2 separate regions of the Homo sapiens genome follow, and region 2 is linked to region 1. Evidence: chromatin loops called from intact Hi-C (ENCODE). Cell type or tissue: mammary epithelial cell. All regions are shown on one strand. Links, peaks and the distances in the headings refer to the core of each region. The heading gives the core; the rest is flanking DNA. Region 1 has its middle 70 kb from the start of CTSV. Region 2 has its middle 8.0 kb from the start of CTSV.

Region 1 (11,261 bases), core at 1,041-9,040:
GTAATAATTTAACCTTGTATTTCTCATATATTTTTAAATATTTTTCTAGTTTGTCTATTCTTTTTAATTATGCTGTGCTATGCATGAAGAATTTCTAATTATTTTAATTTAATCCATTTAATTTTTCTTTTTTTTTTTTTAATTTGAGAGAGTCTTATTCCGCTTCCCAGACTGGAGTTCAGTGGCACGATCTCAGCTCACAGCAAACTCTGCCTCCCAGTCAAGTGATTCTCCTGCCTCAACCTCCAGAGTAGCTGGGATTACAGATGTGCACCACCACGCCTGGTTAATTTTTGTATATTTAGTGGAGACGAGGTTTCACCATGTTGGTCAGGCTGGTCTCTAACTCCTGGCCTCAAGTGATCCGCCGGACTCAGCCTCCCAAAGTGCTGGGATTATAGGCGTGAGCCACTACGCCTGGCCTCTTTCTTTTCTTTTTTGATTTGCTTAAGAATTCCTAAGACCTCTCAAAAAACATGAAATTTCTATTATAACATAATTAATTGTCCAGCTGTTAAGAACTTATTTTGTTTGTATGTAAAAATTGTCAAACAACTTTATAGCCTCCAAATAATTACCTGGTTTCCACAACACCATTCAGTAAATTATTCTAAATTTTCCACCAAATTTATAGCATCAAATTATCAGGTACTTTATTTTTATTTATAATATAATTATTTTCTTTTCTCTGTGTTCTATTTCTTTTAGTTATCAGGTTATTTCTATACTCATAACTTAATTATTTATCTTTTTTTATTACTACATGAAATGCATTGCATATACAAAAGTTCATGAATGAACTTTTCTTTTCATGATGAACTTTTCCAGTGTAACTTATTGATTATACTTTCCTATTTATTACTCCAAATTAATTTCAGAATATCTTTTTTTTATAACATATTAGCTCCTTGAATACAATTCTATCAATAAATTGAATTTGTAACATTTGGCAGCTTTTCAATACTTAATCTTTTTTCCATCACCCTCATATATTTTTCTAGGATTTTAAAGTTTTCTTTATGTCATTTCCTAAGTTCATGGGTTCTTTTATCCGGTTTATTTGTACTTCTCTGTGTTTCTAAAACATCATAGTTGCATTGCTATTTGGGTAGAATCCTTCCTCTGAATATTCCCTAATCATTAGCATGAACACTTTTTGCCTACTTCTTTGTTCCTAAGTTATGGGAGTGCCTGTTGTGCTTTGACCTTTGAAGGAGCATTTTATTTATTTTTATTTTATTTTTTATTGTTTTTTATTTTTTTGAGACGGAGTCTTGCTCTATTGTCCAGGCTGGAGTTCAGTGGCTCAATCTCGGCTCATTGCAGCCTCCACCTTCCAGGTTCAAGCGATTCTCCTGCCTTAACCTCCCGACTAGCTGGGATTACAGGCACGTGCCACCACGCTTGGCTAATTTTTGCATTCTTAGTAGAGACGGGGTTTCACCATGTTGGCCAGGCTGGTCTCAAACTCCTGGCGTCAAGTGATCCACCTGCCTCGGCCTCCCAAAGTGCTAGGATTACAGACATGAGCCACCATGCCCGGCCTGAAGGTGCATTTTAAATGTCAGTGAAGGTCGCTGAATTGGGGAGAATGAAAACACACAGAGGCTTGGGATTAAAGCGGGCATGATGGGGAAGCAGAGGGGCTTTCTCCTAGTGTGTTTCTCTTCCCTGTGGGGAGTGATGAAAACAAGAGAGACATGAGGGGTGGAAACTGGAAGACTCTTCACTGCTAGGTTTGCCACAAACGGCTGCAGAAACTTTCCTCATCATCCATAAATTTCAGTTTTTTCATTTGTAAATGTTAATGCTGGGAACAGATCATCTCTTAGGTTCCATTTAGAGCCCACAGAGCCCAATGGTGAAGGGCCTGGTCCCAGGAGGCATGCTGAGCAGAGGCTGATCCTTTGCTGAGCAGAGGCTGATACTGTGCCTTTCGGGTTACTCCAGGCAGGTCAGTGGGAAAACTTCAGTTCATTGACAGGGCCTTAATTGTTGGGACCTTGTCAGACACCCCTTTGCAGACAGTGTCACTGAGACTGCGGCTGCGATGATAATCACAGCTGGCGTGGGAAGGTCTTTTCCAGGATCCTTCCCTATATCTGGGGACCTTCTCTGTCATTGCCCTCTAGGACCCTGCTCTCAAAGGCTCCGTGTGTGTGGGGAGGCGGCTGCAGAACAGCAGAGTCCCCTTTGGTAAGAGCCTCACCTTTCCAAGTCTCTGTGCGTGAGGAATGCACAAAACAGGGACGTGTTCCAGTAAGTTATAACGGTGTATTAGGTTACTGTTACTTTGTGGTTGTTGAGGATCTTGATGGTATATTAGCTAACATTGTCTTAGCCAGACACGCTCTTTGGCATTTTATGTATAGTACTGTATCAATTCTCACACATCTATTACGGTAGCTGTAATTATAGTCCCCCTCTTAAAGATAAAGAAAATAAAATTCTGATTCAGAATATTGCTTGAAGTCCACAGTGGGTAAGTAACAGAGCCTGGTTATAATCCCAGTGAATTTGAGTAGTTTTAAATAAACACCTTATTATGGAAGTTTTTTTCTGGCATCCATGGTTTCTGATGTCACAGGAATTGTCCTCATATAGGAAATAGAGCATTTCTCTCTGGTTTTTTCGAGTTTTCGGAAATCTGGTCATGGTGTATCTGGACATGGATTCATTTGAACATGACCTCTTAGTGGTTATCTTATCTCCTTGAATTTATGTATTTCACCATGTTTGTGACTTTTTTGCCACTATTTGTTCAAAAATATTTTCAGTCCTGTACTTTTTTTTTTTTTTTTTGAGATGGAGTTTTCCTCTGTCGCCCAGGTTGGAGTGCAGTGGCATGATCTCGGCTCACTGCAACCTCCGCCTCCTGGGATCAAGCAATTCTCCTGCCTCAGCCTCCCAAGTAAGCTGGGATTACAGGCATCTGCCACCATGCCCGGCTAATTTTTGTATTTTAGTAGAGACCGGGTTTCACCCTGTTGGCCAGGCTGGTCTCAAACTCCTGACCTCAAGCAATCCACCTGCCTCGGCCTCCCAAAGTGCTGGGATTACAGGCATGAGCCACCACGCCCGGCAGGTACTCCAATCATTTGAAAGTTAGACCTTTTGTTATTTTCCCACAGGTCTCTGAGGCTATATTCACTTTTCTCCATTGTGTTTTGTCTCCTCTATTCTAACAGGACAATTTCTGTTAAACTTGTCTTCAAGATCCCTGATCTTTCCTCTGTCATCTCCATTCTCTTGAGTCTGTCCAGTTCAATTTATTTCTATTTTTTTCACTTCTAAAATTTTCGTTTAGTTCTTGCTAGTATCTTTCATTTCTTTGCCATGAATTCATATTTTTCACTTGTTCCAAGTATGCCTGTAATTGCTTGTTGGAGCACTGTTGTGATAGCTACTTTAAAATCCTCATCACATAATACCAACATCTGTCTCATCTCAATGTTGGTGCCTGAAGATTGTATTTTCTTGTGCAAGTTTATTGTTCTATAGTCCTTGGTATAATGAATAACTTTGGACTGTATCCTGAATGTGCTGAGTATTATTATACATCATGAGACTGGACACTCTTCACACCTGTTATTTCAACAGAGTCCTTAGACAGAGAGTCCTCAGACAACAACAACAGAGAGTGCTTAGGTTCATAATACAGCTCAGTGCACTTTTTGGGCTGTGGTTCAGCTCTCTCTTGATCTTTAAATGCTTTGCGGTGATGCTCAGGCTTTCCCCGCTTGCCTGCTTCCCAGAGCCTCATCTCACACCTGTGTGAGTTCAGACCAGTGCTAAATTCTCACACATTCTGCTGTGTTGTTTCTGGTCCCTTTCAGGCACAGACTGCTCAGATTTCTGCCCAGAAATTCACACACACATCGTGGAATTGTCCTCAGTTTTCAGGAGTCAGCTCAAATATTACCCACTCAGAGAGGTTTTCCCTGGGCCCTTGTCTAAAGTTGATTCTTCTAGTCCTTTCCATTGCTTCATATAATATTTTCATATTTATCCCAACTTTATTCTATGTTTCCTTACTTGCTACTAGTCTATCTTTTCACTCCCGCCTAATAAAATATTAACTACGTAGAGATAGGGATTTTTTAAACTAATTATTCAGGACCTAACACAATGCTCGACAAATATGCTCATATTTCAAGAAATTTGTACAATATCTGCACTACAGTAACTGCTCTGTATACATTACCTTGTTCAGCACAGTTTTTCTGATGCTAAGTATACAATTTTAAATTTTCATTTTAACTTTCTTTTCTCAGAAGAAAATTTATTCATATTAACTAAATATTTAAAAATCACTCTTGATGGATATATAATATTCTATTACAACTAATATTCTACTGATATAACGAGTAAGCCCTTGAACCCTGGATTTATTGAGCAAATATTTAGTAGGCTTTAAATCTAGCTGGGACTATTGTAGGTAATTAAAGACACATACAAGACTCCTTTCTTTGCTGGGTGCACTGGCTCATGCTGCAATCCCAGCACTTTGGGAGGCCGAGGCAGGTGGATCACTTGAGGTCAGGAGTTCGAGACCAGCCTAGCTAACATGGAGAAACCCCATCTCTACTAAAAATACAAAAAAATTAGCTGGGTGTGGTGGTGAGCACTTATAATCCCAGCTACTGTGGAGGCTGAGGCAGGAGAATCACTTGAACCCAGGAAGAGGAGGTTGCAGTGAGCAAAGATCGTGCCACTGCACTCTAGCCTGGGCAACAGAGGGAAACTCTATCTCAAAAAAAAAAGAAAGAAAAGACTCCTCTCTTCAAATAGCTTACATTCTAGTTGAGGGAAGGAGTTAATAAGTAAACAAATTAATAAATAGATTAACAAGATAATCCAGTGCATAACAATTGATGTGGGAAATTAGAGTAAGTATATGGAGAGTGACTAGGGAGGTGGATTATTGGGTACTTGAGACAAAGATGAGTTTCCAGAGAGAAAAACCAGACGTGTCAGAAGTCCAGGAAAGGACCTTTCAGAAACTAGTCTCTGAGCAGCACATCTTCTTTTGTTCAAGAAAGGGTAGGAAGCACAGTGTCGCTAGAGGGCAGGAGCAGAACAGAGGAAGGAGAGGGGTGGTGCCACCGGGCTTTGTTGTGGTCAAGGAATCTCTTGTATTCTAATTGAAATTGGAAGCCCTTGGTGACATTTGATGCATGTCACTGTACTTCATTTTTATTGCTGTGTAGTTTTCTGTTGTATGAATATCCCAATATGTATATACCTGTTCTAGATTTGATAGGCATTTGGTAATTCTGGGGTTTGGGCTATTGTGAATAACTCTACTATGAACATTATTGTTCATGACTCTTGGACATAAGTACCCACTTCCTTCCAGTGTATGCCTAAGAGTGATTTGCTAGGTCATAAGATGTACACGTATGTGTGTATATTTGTGTGTGTGTTTATCTTTAGTAGGAACTGCCAAAATATTTTATAAGTCACTCAAACAATTTATCCTTTTACCAACAAGGTAAGAAGTTCCAGTTGATCCAAATTCTTGCCAAACTCAGTACTTTAGGCCTTTTAAATTTTAGACATGATGGTAGGTGTATAGTGGCATTATTGTTTCATTTACATTTATCAGGTGACTAATGATGTTGAGGACTTTTTTATATGATTAGCATGCATGCAGATATCCTCTTTTGTGAAATAGATTTTCAAGTATTTTGTCTATTTTTATTTGGGTATCTGTCTTTTTAAGTTGATTTCTAGGAGTTCTCTATATATTTTGGATATTAGTATCATCGAATATATGTATTACACATATCTTCTCTCAGTTTCTGGATTCCTTTTACAAAAGATAATTATAGTAAAATCTGCATACTGTGAAAAGCAAGTTTGTAATGTACACTCCAGTGTGTTTTGATAAATGTTTATATCCATTCAAAATATAGAAAAGTTCCGTTACTACAGAAATTTCCTTTGTGTCCCTGTCAGTCACCATGCAAAAAATCATACCGCTGTTGCGATTTCTATGACCATGTATTTGTTTGGCTGTTCTTGAACTTTATATATAAATGAAGTCATACACAGTATGTACTTGAGTATGTCTGGCTTATTTTATTCTGCATAGTATTTCTGGTAGTCAGTCATGCTATTGCATGTATCACAATGTGGTTTTTTTTTTTTTTTTGGTCACCTCCATGTAAACTAAATGTATTCTTTTATTGGTGAGTAGGATTCCATTGTAGGAATATGCCACAGTCACTTTATTCATTATCCCTTGATGAATTTATGGTTTATTTCCAGTTTTGCTTATTACTAAGAGCAACTATAAATATTCTAGTACAAGAATTTTTACGATTATTTTTTCATTTTGCTGTGAGGAATTACCTAAAGTGGAATTGCTCTATTATGAATTAAGTGTGTGTTAAAGAAACTGTGAAAAGTTTTCTAAGTGGCCGTGTGACCCTCCTCCAGGCAGGACTTTAGAGTTCCAGTTGTTCCACGTCATCTCCAGCGTGCTCAGGCCTTCATCTCAGCCTTTCTCATGGGTGTGTGGTACTTTCTCATTGCACTGCGGACTTTGACTGCATTTTTTGCTGTTTGACTCCTGACAGTCTCACCCTTCCCTCTTCCCCCTATGCCCCACATGTGGGCAGACAAGAAATGCTGCTACTCCTTTCCTTTGGTGCCCATGGAAAGGAGATTCAGCCCACGCAAGTCCTTGCCCTCATGTGAGGCCTCTCACCCCAGACCACCCCTAACCACAATAAAATCCCAGAGCAGTCTCTTTTTCTTGCTCTTTCAAGTCATTTTGGATCTGCTCGAGAGTCCTGCCCTGGGCTTCCCAGAGAATTCAATTATGTCAGCAGTGAACCTTTTCGTATCTCTTGGTGTGTGTGGCATCGTCAGTCTCAACATCTGGGCCAAGTTTTGAGTGGAGGTCCCTCCTGCTTTTTTGGGGTGACCATGGCACTCACTGTGGTTTAATATGTTTCTCTGATGATTGGTACCATTGGGCACTTTTCCATACACTTGCATTCCTGTGTGAGGGTCTGTTCAAGCCATTTTCCCACTTATTTGGTTTGCCTGTCTTTTCTAAATTTAAAAATATTTGTTAATTCAGTCAAAATGACAATAAATCACATTTATAAAAATTACCTTTTTTAATGAAAAAAACTATATTTCCCAAAACAGAAATTGCATTGACAAGTTGTGTTGTTTTACATTCTTACACATCTCCTAAATGTCTGTTTCAATGGAAAATAGCTGACTTCTCATATCTACTTCTGCATTCATTATTTTTATTATTAATATTTGAGACAGAGTGTCACCCTTCACCCAGGCTGGAGTGCAGTGGTGCCACCTTGGTTCACTGCAACCTCTGCCTCCCGGGTTCAAGTGATTCTCGTGCCTCAGCCTCCCAAGTAGCTGGGATTACAGGCATGGGCCACTATGCCCAGCTAAGTCTTTATATTTTAGTAGAGATGGGGTTTCACCATGTTGGCCAGGCTGGTCTCAAACTCCTGGCCTCAAAGTGATCTACCCACTTCAGCCTCCCAAAGTGCTGGGATTATAGGCATGAGCCACTGCGCCTGGCCTATTATGTTTTGACATGTGGTTTTGATTGAAGTATATGAAGAAAATCTCACTTCACGTAGACCTTTAGTGGGAAAATGGAGTTTAATAGACTTTCCTGAGGATTTTCCTCTTGGATGTCAGACCAAACTCAACAAGTGATAGTTTTTGAAAGTTAGCTGCAATGTGGAGTCTGAAATCTTGTCAGTGAACTTTTTGTACACTTTTACATTAATATCCATTGATTATCTTGCACTTTGGCTCTATTTTCCTTGACATATTTGAAAATATTTTATGACTGAACTATGCAGAATTTTCAAATATTGACATTTCATACACTATCCATAAATCACATTCATTCATTTCACCACAGATCTCCTTAGAAACGTTAAGTCATCAGAACTTCTGAAGCTCACCTTCTGAATACTTAATGATTCCAAAGTTTTCCAAAGTTCTAATTTTTGCTTGAAAACATGAATTCTGTTAGTGGCAACAGTGATGGACTTGCATCCTTCATTTTCAAGACAGCTTCTGCTAACTATTCTAATCTGAAAAATCAGTTTGTCCACCCATCATTCTTTCAAACCAAATGCTGTTCCATGCAGCTGGTCCTGCCCAGACTCCCGAGCGCTGTGCCTTGAGGCAACCATCATGCTACAATACGCAGCAGCGAAGCTTTGTGGACTCCATGCATTTCATCACTCAGAATACTAAAGAGGCATTTTTTATAGGGGCAGGATGAAGAAGACTAATAAAAGTAACTATCTTTAGTGCCTCGTTTTCAGGACATTCTTTTTTTTTGAGATGGAGTCTCGCTGTGTCACCCAGGCTGGAGTGCAGTGGTGCGATCTTGGCTCACTGCAACCTCTGCCTCCTGGGTTCAAGCAATTTTCTGCTTCAGCCTCCCCAGCAGCTGGGATTACAGGTGTCTGCCACCATGCCCGGCTAATTTTTGTATTTTTAATAGAGATGGGATTTCACCATCTTGTCCAGGCTGGTCTTGAACTCCTGACCTCGTGATCCACCCGCCTCAGCCTCCCAAAGTGCTGAGATTACAGGCGTGAGCCACCGTGCCTGGCCGTCCAGGACATTCTTAAGAGAAATTGCCTTTTTTTCTTTTAATCCCCAGTGTGTGGCAGGGAAGAATGCTACCACTACTAATTTGGTGCTGGTGCCCCTGCCTTGATCTGTGCCCTGGTGCCAGCCATTTTCTGTCATGCCTTTTGCACCCAGAGTGCAAATATAAACAAAGTTGTTCCAGAACAACCATGATATTCAATAAAGTTATTTAACTCTGAATATTTATCACTACTTACATTTGTTGCTGAGCATTCACATTAAAAAAAATCCTTTGAAGAGTAGTGGGTGCTGATACAAGTCCAGCCAGGTCTGTAGATTTGCTCATTTGTTCGGTGAAAGTCAAATTCTATAAACAAGATACCAGCTCAAACCATATGTTTGCAGTTGAATCTTTAACTTGATGAGTCAGAGTAACATCAGAAGTGGCACTGCCCTGATTTTTCCTGATGTTTCACCCAGTGGGCATTCAGCAGTGTCAGCTACTCAAGAGAAATTGTCCACGTTAAATATGTGCAATTCCTTGTGTGTCAATTGTAACTCAATGATGCTATGAAAAATAAATTTTAAAAAGAGTTTTTTACTGTTTCTGCTTCTGTGTGGGCTTCTCCAGCCAAAGCACTATGATAATTTACCCTGTAAGAGATTTCAGTGAGTTTCATTTCAAGTTAGAAAAGCTGGAACAATTTTTCACTTTTGAAGAGCTCATAGTACATACATTTAAAATATTCCATTTTTTTTCTTTAAACACTGAATGATTAGTCTCAAATGTTACCTGACTTTTTTAAGTGATAATTTATTTTTTGATTCTTGATACAAGTTATTTAACAAATACCAGGCCGGGCACAGTGGCTCATGCCTGTAATCCCAGCACTTTGGGAGACTGAGGTGGGTGGATCACCTGAGGTCGGGAGTTCAAGACCAGCCTGACCAATATGGAGAAACCCTGTCTCTACTAAAAATACAAAAAAAATTAGCCAGGTGTGGTGGTGTATGCCTGTAATCCCAGCTACTCGGGAGGCTGAGGCAGGAGAATCCCTTGAACCCAGGAGGCAGAGGTTGTGGTGAGCCGAGATCGTGCCATTGCACTCCAGCCTGGGCAACAAGAGCAAAACTCCGTCTCAAAAAAAAAAAAAAAAAAAAAAAAAAAATATATATATATATATATATATACATATATATATATATATATATCTCAGTATTGCAGCTACAGTGTATTCTTTATCTCTGTTACTTGCATTTTTATTTTCTTCCTTTAAAATTTATTTTATTTTATTTTTTTAGAGATGAGGTCTTTCTATGTTGCCAAGCTGGTCTTGAACTCCTGGGGTCAAGTAATCTTCCCACTTTGGCCTCCCAAAGTGCCGAGATTACAGATGTGAGCCACCATACCTGGCCCATTTTTATTTTCTTCATGGTGCTTTTGCCTTTAGATGAAGAGAAGATTTTTAAATTTTCATAAAGTCCTATTTATAATTTTTGAGGAGTTAGTGCTCTTTTAATGTTATAAAGCTATTTCCCTTCTACCTTTTAGAAGTGCTTAAATTATGTTGGGCCTAAAGCTACCTCTTTTTGTATTTTAAATTTGAATCAAAAGGTCTCTCCATACATAGTGAACTGGAACAGATTGTAACCTACTCTTGTGCCAAAGGCTGCCAGCTGTTCAAACCATGTTCAAATAAGGCACATGCCAAACTGTAACCAGTCCAATTCTGTATCTCTCTTTTGCTTTCTGTAGGTCACTTTCTTTATTCTGTCCATAAATCCTCCCCCACCGTGCAGCAGCAAGGGAGTCGGTTCAGGGGCTGCCTGATTTGCAAATCGTTCTTTGCACAGTTAAACTCTGCTCAAATTAATTTGCCTGAAGTTTTTCTTCTAACAAAGCTTAAAAGACATATGTTTTATGCTTAGGTCTCTAATCAATCTCTAATTTTAAGTATGGTATGAAGCAGTAGTTCAGGTCCATTTCTTTCTGTATGTTTATTCAGTTTCCCCAGAAAAATTATTGATAAGAATCTTATTTCCCTCATTAAATTGCATTATTACTTTTGACAAAAAACAGCCAACTACGTATGTGTGAGTCTGTGGATTCTCTCTTCTGTTTCATTTTTCCCTTTGTCGGCTTTGCGTGAGCAGACAACTATCACACTGTTGGGATTACTGAAGCTATCCTAAGTTTTTGAATCTTTATATAAATGTTAGGACCAATGTTTTAATTTGTACAAAAATGCATGTTGGGATTTTGATGAGAGATTACATTGACTCTATAGATCTACCTTGTGCAAATTGAAATTTTAACGATATCCAGTACCTGATCTTTGTAAGTAGTGTATCCTTCCATTGATTGGTGGTTGTTGTTGTTGTTGTTGTTGTTGTTGTTGTTGTTGTTGTTTGAGACTGAGTTTCACTCTTGTCCCCCAGACTAGGGTGCAATGGCATGATCTTGGCTTACTGCAACCTTCGCCTCCCAGTTCACGTGATTCTCCTGCCTCAGCCTCCAGAGTAGCTGGGATTACAGGCGCCCGCCACCACGCCCATTTTTGTATTTTTAGTAGAGACGGGGTTTCACCATGTTGGCCAGACTGGTCTCGAACTCCTGACCTCATGATCCACCTGCCTCAGCCTCCCAAATTGCTGGG
Region 2 (11,261 bases), core at 2,166-10,165, 63 kb after region 1:
ATTGGAACAATGTCACCTTTGCCTTACTCTTCCCGTCTTCTATATAAAAGAACACGTAAATAGAATTGGAACAATGTCGCCTTTGCCCCCTCCTCCCATTCCCAACATGTAAATAGTGCACGGGACACATTCTCAGTTTGCACTGAGTTTCTGTTTCTTGGCTATTAGTCCTCAAACTTGGCTCAGGATAAAAGTAAGTTTCTTTAAGTTTATAGTGCGTGTTATTTCAACTTTTGGTCTGCATAGCTATTACAGATAACAATAACCAAGGGATTGAATATTTTGCTTTTTACTTATCAGTTTGCATTTTCTTATGCATCCGGGGAACCAACCCCCTGAGAGTTGGATCCATCTCTAAATTCCACCGGTGGCCAAATGTGGTGGCTCATGCCTGTAATCCCAGCACTTTGGGAGGCCAAAGCAAGAGAACTGTTTGAAGCCAAGAAGTCAGCTGCCGTGAACCACAGTGGCACCACTGAACTCCAGCCTGGGCGACAGAGCCAGAGATCTTGTCTTTAAAAAAAAAAAAAAAAAAAAAAATTCTGGTTGACAGAGCAGGAGCACCATCATCTCAGACAAACACTGCCTCTTTAAGTTCCAGCTCCCTTTCTAGCCTCATGCATTTCAAGAAAATCACTTCTAACAACAAGCAGCCAGAAAAGCAGACAATGAAACACAGATAAGACAGCTCTGGCACAGAGCGGGGAGTGGGGGAAGTCTCTTGGGTAACTGCCAAACTTCACCCTCATACAATGGGCCCCAGTAAAACAGTGGGTCTTGATTAGCACATTCCTTTCCCTGCAGGGGCACTAAGATAGGAAAGCTAAAAGCAGACTCGGGGGATACGCCTGCAGCTGCAGGAAGATGTATGGGAACAGACACACAACTCTCCCTCCCAGATAAGCACAACAAAGAGATATAGAAGCAGTCCAAGCCTCTGATAAACTCTCCCATCTTGAATCCTTAAAAACTCTTAGTCTGTAAGAGAGTAGGGGCCAGGCACAGTGGCTCACGCCTGTAATCCCAGCACTTTGGGAGGCCGAGGCAGGTGGATCACCTGAGGTCAGGAGTTCGAGACCAGCCTGGCCAATGTGGTGAAACCCCATCTCTACTAAAAATACAAAAATTAGCCAGGTGTGATGGTGGGTGCCTGTAATCCCAGTTAATTGGGAGGCTGAGGCAGGGAGAATCCCTTGAACCTGGAAGGCAAAAGTTGCAGTGAGCCGAGATCATGCCATTGCACTCCAGCCTGGGGGACAGAGCAAGACTCCATCTAAAAAAAAAAAAAAAAAAGTCCTTTGACCTAACGGCCAGAATCACCTCTCAGGTTTATTTTCTCTAAAATATCAAGCCACCTTTTGTGTTTCTTTCTTCTTTTGTTAATTCTTACACCAGTAATTTTTACCTTTAGTAACTCAACAGCTCCACACTGTGCATGACCATGTGGCCACCCAGGAATCAAAGGATTCTGGTCTTATCCCTACCCTTGCATCCTTTCTTTCACCAAACCATGTGTTTCCATGAGCCAGAGCCAGTCTAACAAATCCCACTCCTCTGACACCAGATGTGAAACTGGAAAAACTCAAACTGTGTTTTTCTCTGCTTTCACACCAAAACAATCAACACAGAAGACTTCTGTGACTAAATAGGTGGTCCCCACCAGCAAATGAGCAATCAGTTTTGCAGTGGACACCAGCAGGGTGTTCTTCAATTTAATTCTGACACTATCTACCTGGAGACAACATCAGATCCCACAGGTTGAGGGCCAAGACCAAACCCCCACCCCTGAACCCAGCCAAAAGCTTGCCCTCTGGAACGTCTGCCCGACTGGCTTCAAGTGCATGTTCCCACAATGCCCTTTTTGGGTTTGATTAATTTACTAGAGTGGCTCACAGAACTCAGAAAAACTTACTTACATTTACTAGGTTATTATAAAGGATCCAGTTGAAGAGACGCGCAGGCCAAGGTACGGGGGAAGAGGTGCAGAGTTTCCACGCCTTTTCCATGTATTACCCACCAGGAACCTCCGTGTGTTCAGCCATCTGGAAGCTCTCTGAATCCTGTCCTTTTTGGATTTTTATGGAGGCCTCATTATGTCAGCATGATTGATTAAACCACTGGCCATTGGTAATCAATTGAACTGTGAGTCCCTCTCCCCTCCCTAGAGGTTTCGGGGGTGAGGCTGCAAGTCCTACCCCTCTAATCCTGCCTTGTTCTTTCCTGTTACCAGCCCCATGCTGAAGCTATTGAAGGGCTGCCAGCCACCAGTCAATCATTAGCAAACAGAAAGACACCATTTTGGTGTTTCTAAGGATTTTAGGAGTCATATGTCAGGAAACAGGGTCGAAACCAAATATATATTTCACAGTTTCACAAGTGGGATAGCAGGTGGGCAAGAATGGTTAAAGCAATAAACATGGTCAGTATATAGAATTTCAATGGCAACAATTTTCACAGAAAAGTTACTCTGCCTTTGGATTGAATGTCACTTCTCAAAGATATGCCAATTTTCATGGGAGAAATTTCTATAGATGGCTGACTATATCAACACTTGTGTTCGCTCGTTTAATTTTTATTTATTTATTTATTTAGACAAGAATCTCACTCTGTCACCCAGGCTGGAATGCAGTGGTGCAATCTCAGCTCACTGCAACCTCTGCCTGCCAGGTTCAAGCAATTCTCCTGCCTCAGCCTCCCTATAGCTGGGCCTACAGGCACATGCCACTATGCCTGGCTAATTTTTGTTTTTTTAGTAGAGACAGGGTTTCACCATGTTGGCCAGGCTGGTCTCGATCTCCTGACCTCAGGTGATCCACCTGTCTCGAGCCCCCAAAGTGCTGGGATTACAGGTGTGAGCCACCATGCCCAGCCTCTCATTTAATTTTTAATACTACCTTATGGGGTAGTTGATATTGTCCACATTTTGTAGTGGATGAAACCAAAGCTCTGAGAAAGTAAGTCAGTTGTACAAAATTTATGCCTACCAGAAATGGGATTGGAAATAGCTACATTCCAAAGCCAGTGATAATTTGGGTCAAGGAGTACTGATAATTGTTGCTCCTATTGGTTCATTTTCTACTGAGCTTCTTTTTTCACTTACTATTATTACTTTTATTATTATCTTGTGATTTCATTTCACAAAATTATAAGTTTGCATTCCAAAAGCACCTAGTTCCTGGCTCGATCCTCATCTTTGCAGGAGATTCTGAAGCTTAATTGCTTTACATGTTTCAGACTAACCACTGAGCTTTTTTCATTTAAAAATATTTAATTGATAAAGATTGTATCTATTCAAGGTGTACAATGTGATGTCACTGTTTCAGTGCAGACATAGCTGTAACATAGAGAGCTTTTAAAATGAAAGCTTTTGGATAGTCTGTCAGTTTGGTTGTCAAAGTTTGGTATTTCCAGCAAACACTTATTTATCAACTCACTCTTTTATTACCACAATCAAAATAATAAATAGTAAGAAGGGATAGCATACATGATTTATTTTTCAGCGCTTCTCCAATCCAAAAGAAAAAAACAAAAGTATAAAAACAAATGAAAGATCACAGAAGTCCCCAATTTTCTTCTCTTTCATCAGTTGGGCAAAATAACAAAATGTTCATTTTCAGATGGCAACTCCCCTTTGTGCTTACAGAAAGGCTTTGTTGCCTGTTGGGTGCAAAGCTTCTATCTCTGTTACCTAGGGTATAATGCCCTAGGATCTCCTAGATCCTAGGGGAAATGGAACATTATTATCTCAAATGGATTTATTATGCTGCATATTCTTGGATATCTCTAGATCAGATACTAGGTTAAGATGCGTCTTACCTTAAGTAGCCTCTGTGCTCATTTGTACCATTAACTTCATGCATCCTAAACTGTTTTCTTCTCAATGTCCCTCCAGGGCTCTCTGGGGTAGGAGCAGCAGAAGAGGGCCCCACCTCCCTGGGTGTGAAAACTACTGGGATCAGGCAGGAGTGGGAGCCACCTGGCCGGCCATCCTGAGAAGTCACCTCTACAGGCCTCTTGCATTGCCCTAGTGGACTCTGGCAGAGTTCTAGCATTCCTGTGGATGGGGTGCTGAGGCTGTACAGGACCCTTGCTGAAGATGCTGGCTGGCTCCTGGTTGTGGGGACTCTCTAAGAAACAGAGGACATCGGCCTGATGCATGGCTCACACTTGTAATCCCAGCACTTTGGGAGGCCAAGGCGGGCACATCACCTGAGGTCAGGAGTTCAAGACCAGGCTGGACAACATGGTGAAACCCCACCTCTACTAAAAATACAAAAATTAGCTGGGCATGGTGGAGGGCACCTATAATCCCAGCTACTTGGGAGGCTGAGGCAGGAGAAGAATCGCTTGAACATGGGAGGCAGAGGTTGCAGTGAGCCGAGATCGTGCCATTGCATTCCAGCCTGGGCAACAAGAGAGAAACTCCATCCAAAAAAAAAAAAAAAGAAAGCAACAGAGACTTCTAAGCTCCCTGAGGCATTTCTAAGCATCTAAAGGACAGCAAGGAGGATCTAGGATTTGTGTGTTGTGGGGGCAGAGGAAGTTTCCCAAGTTCACCTGAGGCCCACTGAGCTCTAGGCCAAGTGCCAGTTTCCATAAAGTTGTAGCCAAATTAGCAACAATTCCTCTCTTAGCCTAAAAATTGCCATTCTGCGATGCTATTTACTGGGCATCTATCATACACTGGGGTCCCCAGTGCTATAAAACAAAGTCTTTGTCCTCAATTCACTTGGTTAAGGAGAAAGAATATGCAACTTAGTTTTGCTTGCCCTCCCAGTGTAACTAAAACACTTTCCTTATATCATTCAAATTATCATTTAGTTCCATTTCTCTCTTTGAACTTGGAGAAAAACTCTTTTTACCACTATCTAATTTTTCTTGGTCAAATTTCTCTCAGTTTCCTCAGAGCCATGCAACCATCACCAGATGCTAACTCATGAATGTTGCGTATCAGCAACTTTCTACACAGAGTGCATGGAAATTTAGAAGCTGAGGAAGTGTGCATGAGGAGAAGGGTGCTGTGCAGAGGTGTGGGTGGGTTGAGAGGACACGCAGGCCATATCCGCAGTATAGAAGCTAATTAGCCTGGGAAAGGTCAGCTTGTATAGTCTTTGCTCCATTGATAGCAAACCTGAGGTGCTGGCCGAGGGAACACAGGCAGAACCACCCGACTCCAAGCCTTGCCAAATCACCTGTGCCTTCTGCCATCGCCCGACTCTTCCTCCTAGAGTGGGAGATAAGTATCTGGGCAGAGGATCTTATGAACAGAAAATGCATTTAAAACAAGCAATTGAGGCTGGGTGCAGTGGCTCATGCCTGTAATCCTAGCACTTTGGGAGGCCAAGGTGGGCGAATCACCTGAGGTCAGGAATTCGAGACCAGCCTGACCAACATGGTGAAACCCCGTCTCTACTAAAAATACAAAAGTTAGCCAGGTGTGGTACCAGGTGCCTGTAATCCCAGCTCCTCTGGAGGCTGAGGCAGAAGAATCTCGCTTGAACCCGGGAGGCAGAGGTTGCAGTGAACCGAGATAGCGCCACTGCACTCCACCCTGGGCGACAGAGCCAGACTCCATCTCAATCAATCAATAAAGCAATTGTTCCTCCTCGGATCAGAACTGTGAGTTTTATACTGAACTGTTACATGTTGTTTCCTCTTTCTATCTTAGCAATGATCAAAAAAAGATCAGATTCCTTTTGCAGAGGGTGGGCTAGTTCTCCTAAGGAGAAGCTGGGTCCTCAGTGGATCCTCTGGATTTGAGGATGAAGTTTAGAAGTGCTTGGGACCACAGCTGTGGGTCTGATTTGAGGACAAGAAAACCAAAACAAGGGGGCAGCACTGGTGTGGGGAGGTGGGAAGGAGAAAACAAGGAACATAAAAAACAAAACCACCAATGTGGAGTTTGTAGCTCAGAAAAACTTTCAAGCTTATACGGAGAAGATTTCCCTGTTTTGATTTATAAGGGGATCATACAGAGAATCACGGATGCTTGATTATCTGGTTCTATTTCCTTTCTGTGGTCTCAAATTTTTTTAAAAGAATATTTTATGTGTTTGTTTTTAAAATTGGTGAATGAATAGACCTCACTTTTTATAATACCTGGGCTTCTCAGAACCATGAGTCATTGACGTATTATCATTGGAGCCAGGCTTAAAATCTGACATTTAATTAGCACAGGTAAGAGGCAGAGCCTTTGTCTCCTAGAAATGATCAAGCACAAAAACACCCACGAAGAACCGGGCAAAAACGCCCTCCTGGAAGCTGGTGGGGTAGGAAGGTGTGGAGGCCCAGTCCTGCCTGGGCAGCCTGCCTGCTGCATGACTCACCTGTCTTCTATTCCTTTCAGTGTGAATCCAGCTGAGCCTCATTCACACTGAAGTGGAGAGACTGCCCTGGGGAGCCTCGGGGCTTTACCTGCACGGCCTTGGTGCTCACATTCCAGCTCTCTTAGTATCCTCTGGCTCCCAGAGTCCAGTTTGCCAAGCAAGTGATGGGCACTGGTGGAGGGACCAGGCAAGAGCCCAAAAGCTCAGCTTCCTTGTCTAAGCCCTGATGGCCTAACGTGCATTAAGTTATTTATTCACTTTAGAAAAGAGCCTGTCCCCACCCTTGATTCTGTATCTCCCACTGCCCTGACCACCCTCATCTATGCCCTGACCTAAAATGGGGCATAGAAGAGCCCGCATCTCTTAGGGCAGTGGTTTTCAAAGTGGGTTCCCCTGCATCCCTTGTGAAGTTTTGTTTTTTTTGTTTTTTTGTGTGCGTGGTGGTTGTTGTTGTTGTTGTTGTTGTTTGGGGAGGGTGGGGGACGGAGTCTTGCTCTGTCGCCCAGGCTGGAGTGAAGTGGTGCTATCTCAGCTCACTGCAACCTCCGCCTCCCGGGTTCAAACAATTCTCCTGCCTCAGCCTCCTGAGTAGCTGGGATTACAGGCGTGCACCACCACACTGGCTAATTTTTGTGTCTTTAGCAGAGACAGGGTTTTGCCATGTTGGCCAGGCTGGTCTGGAGCTCCTGACCTCAGTGATCCGCCCACCTCGGGCTCCCAAAGTGCTGGGATTACAGGCATGAGTCACTGCGCCCAGCCCACCTTGGCAAGTTTTTAGAAAGCAAATTCTGGAACCCCGTCCCAGACCTACTGAATCAGAAACTGGGGGATATGTTCAGCAACCTGAGCTTTCAGGAGCCTCTGGGTGATTCTGATAAAGCTGGTGTTTGAGAACGAGCATCATAGGGTTGTTGGGAAGATGACCTCAGGAGCACGTGTGAAATGCTCAGAACAGTGCTCACACCTAAGAATTCTTTAGCTATTGGAAACCCAGGAAGTCACAGATAGAGACGCTCTTCCTCTGGAGCAACCCCAGGACAGGTGCATCTGCAAGCTGAGCCTCTCACAGCACAGAGCCTTCTCTGTCTTCACCACTCACTAAAGTGACACGGGGTGTCAAGGGGAAAAAATGCAAGTTCCTACATTAGTAAGGAAAGACTTTATTAATACAAGATATTGCAACAAGGAGATGCTCAAAGCCGAAACCAGAAGTGTCTCAGGAAAAGGGTGGGTAAGCAATGCTTTTTTATGCAGAGACCATGGGACAGCTGGCTGTGAAAAGAATAAGGAGGGGTTGTAAAAGCTGCTGTGTGGGGATCTTGAAACTTTTTTGTTTTTTGAGACAGGGTCTCCCTCTGTTGCCCAGGCTGGAGTGCAGTGGTACAGTCATAGCTCACTGCACCCTCAACCTCCTGGGCTCAAGCCATCCTCCCACTTCAGCCTCCTGAGTTGGTGGGACTATACGCACGCACCGCCAAGCTTGGGCTATTTTTATTTATTTTTTGTAGAGACAAGTTCTCCCTATGTTGCCCAGGCTGATCTCGAACTCCTGAGCTCAAGCAATCCTCCCGCCTCCGCCTTCCAAAGCGCTGGGATTAGAGACATGAGCCAATCACTAGGCCTGGCCAGGGTCTTGAAACTTAAAAGGCCGTGTCAAGCATTGCAAGGGAAACACAAGGCAGAAAATGTTGCCAGTACTCAGGTACATGAGGCAGGGATCTGAGGCTGAGATGGAGCAAAAAAGTCACAGTGTGGGAAGTTCCCAGGGAGTGTAGGGTCCAACTCTCTTAGTCAAGCCAGCCTTAAGTTATTTTATTTTATTTTATTTTATTTTTATTTTTTAATTTAATTTTATTTTATTTTTTGAGACAGAGTCTCACTCTGTTACCCAGGCTGGAGTGCAGTGGCATGATCTCGGCTCACTGCAACCTCCGCCTCCAGGGTTCAAGCAATCCTCCTACCTCAGCCTCCCAAGTAGCTGGGATTACAGGCGCCCGCCACTAAGCCCAGCTAATTTTTGTGTTTTGAGTAGAGATGGGTTTTCACCATGTTGGCCAGGCTGGTCTCAAACTCCTGACCTCAAGTGATCTGCCTGCGTCAGCCTCCCAAAGTGTTGGGATTACAGGCATGAGCCATCGCGCCTGGCCAGCCTCAAGTTATAATAAACACAAAGTTTTTATCAGCATTGTCAAGAAACTGATTTTAATTTTGCCACGTGTACCAGGATGTTTATAGCCCCCACTGACAACAGGTCTTAATTCCTGGCCCCTGAAGCTGTTATCTTAAACAGCAAAGACTTTGTAAATGTGATTCCATGAATAGTTCTGAAATGGAACGGTTATCCTGGGTTACCTGAATAAGCCCTAAATGCAATCACAGGGTCTTTATAAGAGGGAGGGAGATTAGACACAGACAGAAGAGATAGCAATGTAGTCACAGAGATTAGAGTGATGTGGCCACAAGTCAAGGAATGCGAGCAACCACCAGTGCTGGGACAGGCAAGGCACAGATTCTCCCCTAGAACCTCAGGAGGGAGGAAGGGAGGGAGCCCTATCACACCTGGTCTTTAGCCCAATGATGCCTGTTTAGGACTTCTGGCCTCCATAACTGTGAGGGAATAAAGGACTCCTGTTTCAAGCCACCAAGTTTGTGGGGATTTGTTATAGCAGACACAGGAAACGAATACACCTTGTTTCTTGAAAGGACTTTTTGAGGTTTGAAGAATTTTTCAGATTTGGCTGAGAGTTTGTGGATTACTGTTTTAGAGGAGGGGAGAAATTCCACCATTTCTCTTGTGAATTGGTTTCCTTGTTACTTGCTATACAAAGATGCTTCACCATAGTTCCATTTAAATATATCTGTCCTGTTCAATTTGCTATAGAACTGAAATTACTGTAGTGAACCACATATTTAAATATGGAAAGGCTGAACCTCAGAAAGCTGTTAGGAAAGCTAAGAATGTGGAAGTGAATGCTCATGCTACACCAGAAGAGGAGAACTGGTACCGAGTAAGAGCTGAATTCTCATTGATTGATTTACGTGCTTGATGAATTGGCTGATAGTTTAACTCTACAGGAAAAGCACAGTTACAGTAACCAAGAAAAGTAGTTATTTCATAAGTGGTTTTATATGAACCTCAAATCATAAACAGGCTGTTTGCTATACGATTATCAATGGTGACAAACCATTTTGCAAGTGGACAGTTTGCTGGATAATGCTTCTTAAGAGTAATTCTTGGCTCAGTGAATTTAAACAAATCGGAGGGGGTTATTATACTGGGGAGAGGTGTTAAGTGATGTCAGGGTCTTGAATGCCACCACACTAAGTTTGCCAGTTCCCCTATGGTTTAAAATTTCCGGAGACTGGGTAAAGAATCACATCCTCTTTTATTTATTTATTTATTTTTGAGACAGAGTCTCACTCTGTTGCCCAGGCTAGAGTGCAATGGCGCAATCTCGGCTCACTGCAACCTCCACCTCTCCGCGATTCTCCTGCCTCAGCCTCCCAAGTAGCTGGGACTACAGGCATGCACCACCACACCTGCCTAACTTTTTTTGTATTTTTAGTAGAGACAGGGTTTCACTATGTTGGCCAGGCTTGTTTCAAACTCCTGACCTCAAGTAATCCACCCACTTCAGCCTCCCAAAGTGCTAGGATTACAGACGTGAGCCACCATGGCTGGCCTATATCCTCTTTTAATAGTGAGTAAAAGAAAGCTACACAGATGCACGTGAGAATATACTTTCACAGGCACTGCGTTTTAAATAGGAATCAGGAAGTTCTGCCAACTCCATTTTATTAAAGGCATAACCAAGGCTTGGTTGCTTCACTAACATGTGACTGTTCTAAAAATTATCACTCATCAAAATTATTTTGCAAAGAAATAGGAATAGAAGAGTAGGGAAAGAAACAAATATTTAAATACAACTGTCCTGGCTAGTAATACCACATTTCTGTAATGCATTTTTTTACAGATGTGTATAAATAGATATAAATAGGTGTCCTAAGTTGGAGCAATAACGTCTTCCACCCTCTTGCTTATTGGCTTTCTCCCATATTTCTTCTGCATTTACATATTTCTGGTATAATTTTAGATTTGGGGCACACTTGGTTTGAAAAGGGTCTATGTTTTCTCCACTACTTTTGTCTCACATTCCAAAAAACAAAGGGGATGCCATTCTTCAGGGCAGCACCTGCCACTCATCTGCTGTCAGGCTATTGCTTAAGGCACAGATCTTAATGGCCTGGCAGGTTTCTCCACCCTACAATCTTAGGGAGCTGTGGCCCAAGGGCAACTGTAAAACCCACGTGTTAGAATAACTTAGCTTTCTTGTGATAGACTGAGTAAACAAATAGACAATGGCCATAGTATATGGCAATAGAACTCTGACCCACAGAAGAAATGAAGCATAATATCTGCAGAGACCAACTCAGAACAGTCAGGACTTACTCAGTGGCTGACAGCTTCCTCATTTTTGCCTCTGCTTCCAACCCAGGACAAACCAGAAAAACCAAATATACTCCACAAACAAATCACATAAGACGCTCCATCTCTAGTTATCCCTCCTTCAGCTTCTCCATGACGACACTCTGCAAAGAGGACATAGCTGAAGTTGCCCCCTTTTTCCCCTAAAGCTTTTCTTCTCCCTCGTCTTTGAATTATCTCCTTTGTTATAGCAAGTTCTGAATATATGGCCTCTGTTTGTTCTTAGGTGGTGGTCTTCATTTATTTCCACATGTGAATGATGATTGTGTTCAACACAATGATTAATTTTTAAAAAAGAAAAAAAACAGCTATTTGCAGTACAAGATGCTTTTTTTTTTTTTTTGAGACGGCAAATTTGCAGTACAAGTACAAGATGCTTTTTTTTTTTTTTTTTTTTTTTTGGGACGGCATCTCGCTCTGTCACCCAGGTTGGAGTGCAGTGGCGCATG

The links. Hi-C counts contacts between places; a loop is a spot of excess contacts. Peaks named below come from ENCODE experiments on the same cell type or tissue, not always from the same donor. Only the 100,000 strongest peaks of a DNase experiment are listed, where the experiment ranks them.
Region 2: it touches region 1 in a loop (4-fold over the local background); 5 of 110 quality-filtered maps call a loop at or near these places.

Annotation. Positions count from the first base shown.
Region 1 is chr9:97,103,206-97,114,466 of GRCh38, reverse strand. No RefSeq gene overlaps it. Among named protein-coding and RNA genes, the nearest start is that of CTSV, 70 kb to the right of the region's middle. RefSeq lists an enhancer at 6,150-6,650. In mammary epithelial cell, for the core only: a CTCF peak has its summit at 5,068 (motif pointing right); a DNase peak (open chromatin) is centred at 5,066; H3K27ac peaks cover 469 bases.
Region 2 is chr9:97,041,527-97,052,787 of GRCh38, reverse strand. No RefSeq gene overlaps it. Among named protein-coding and RNA genes, the nearest start is that of CTSV, 8.0 kb to the right of the region's middle. In mammary epithelial cell, for the core only: a CTCF peak has its summit at 5,826; a DNase peak (open chromatin) is centred at 6,337; H3K27ac peaks cover 2,175 bases.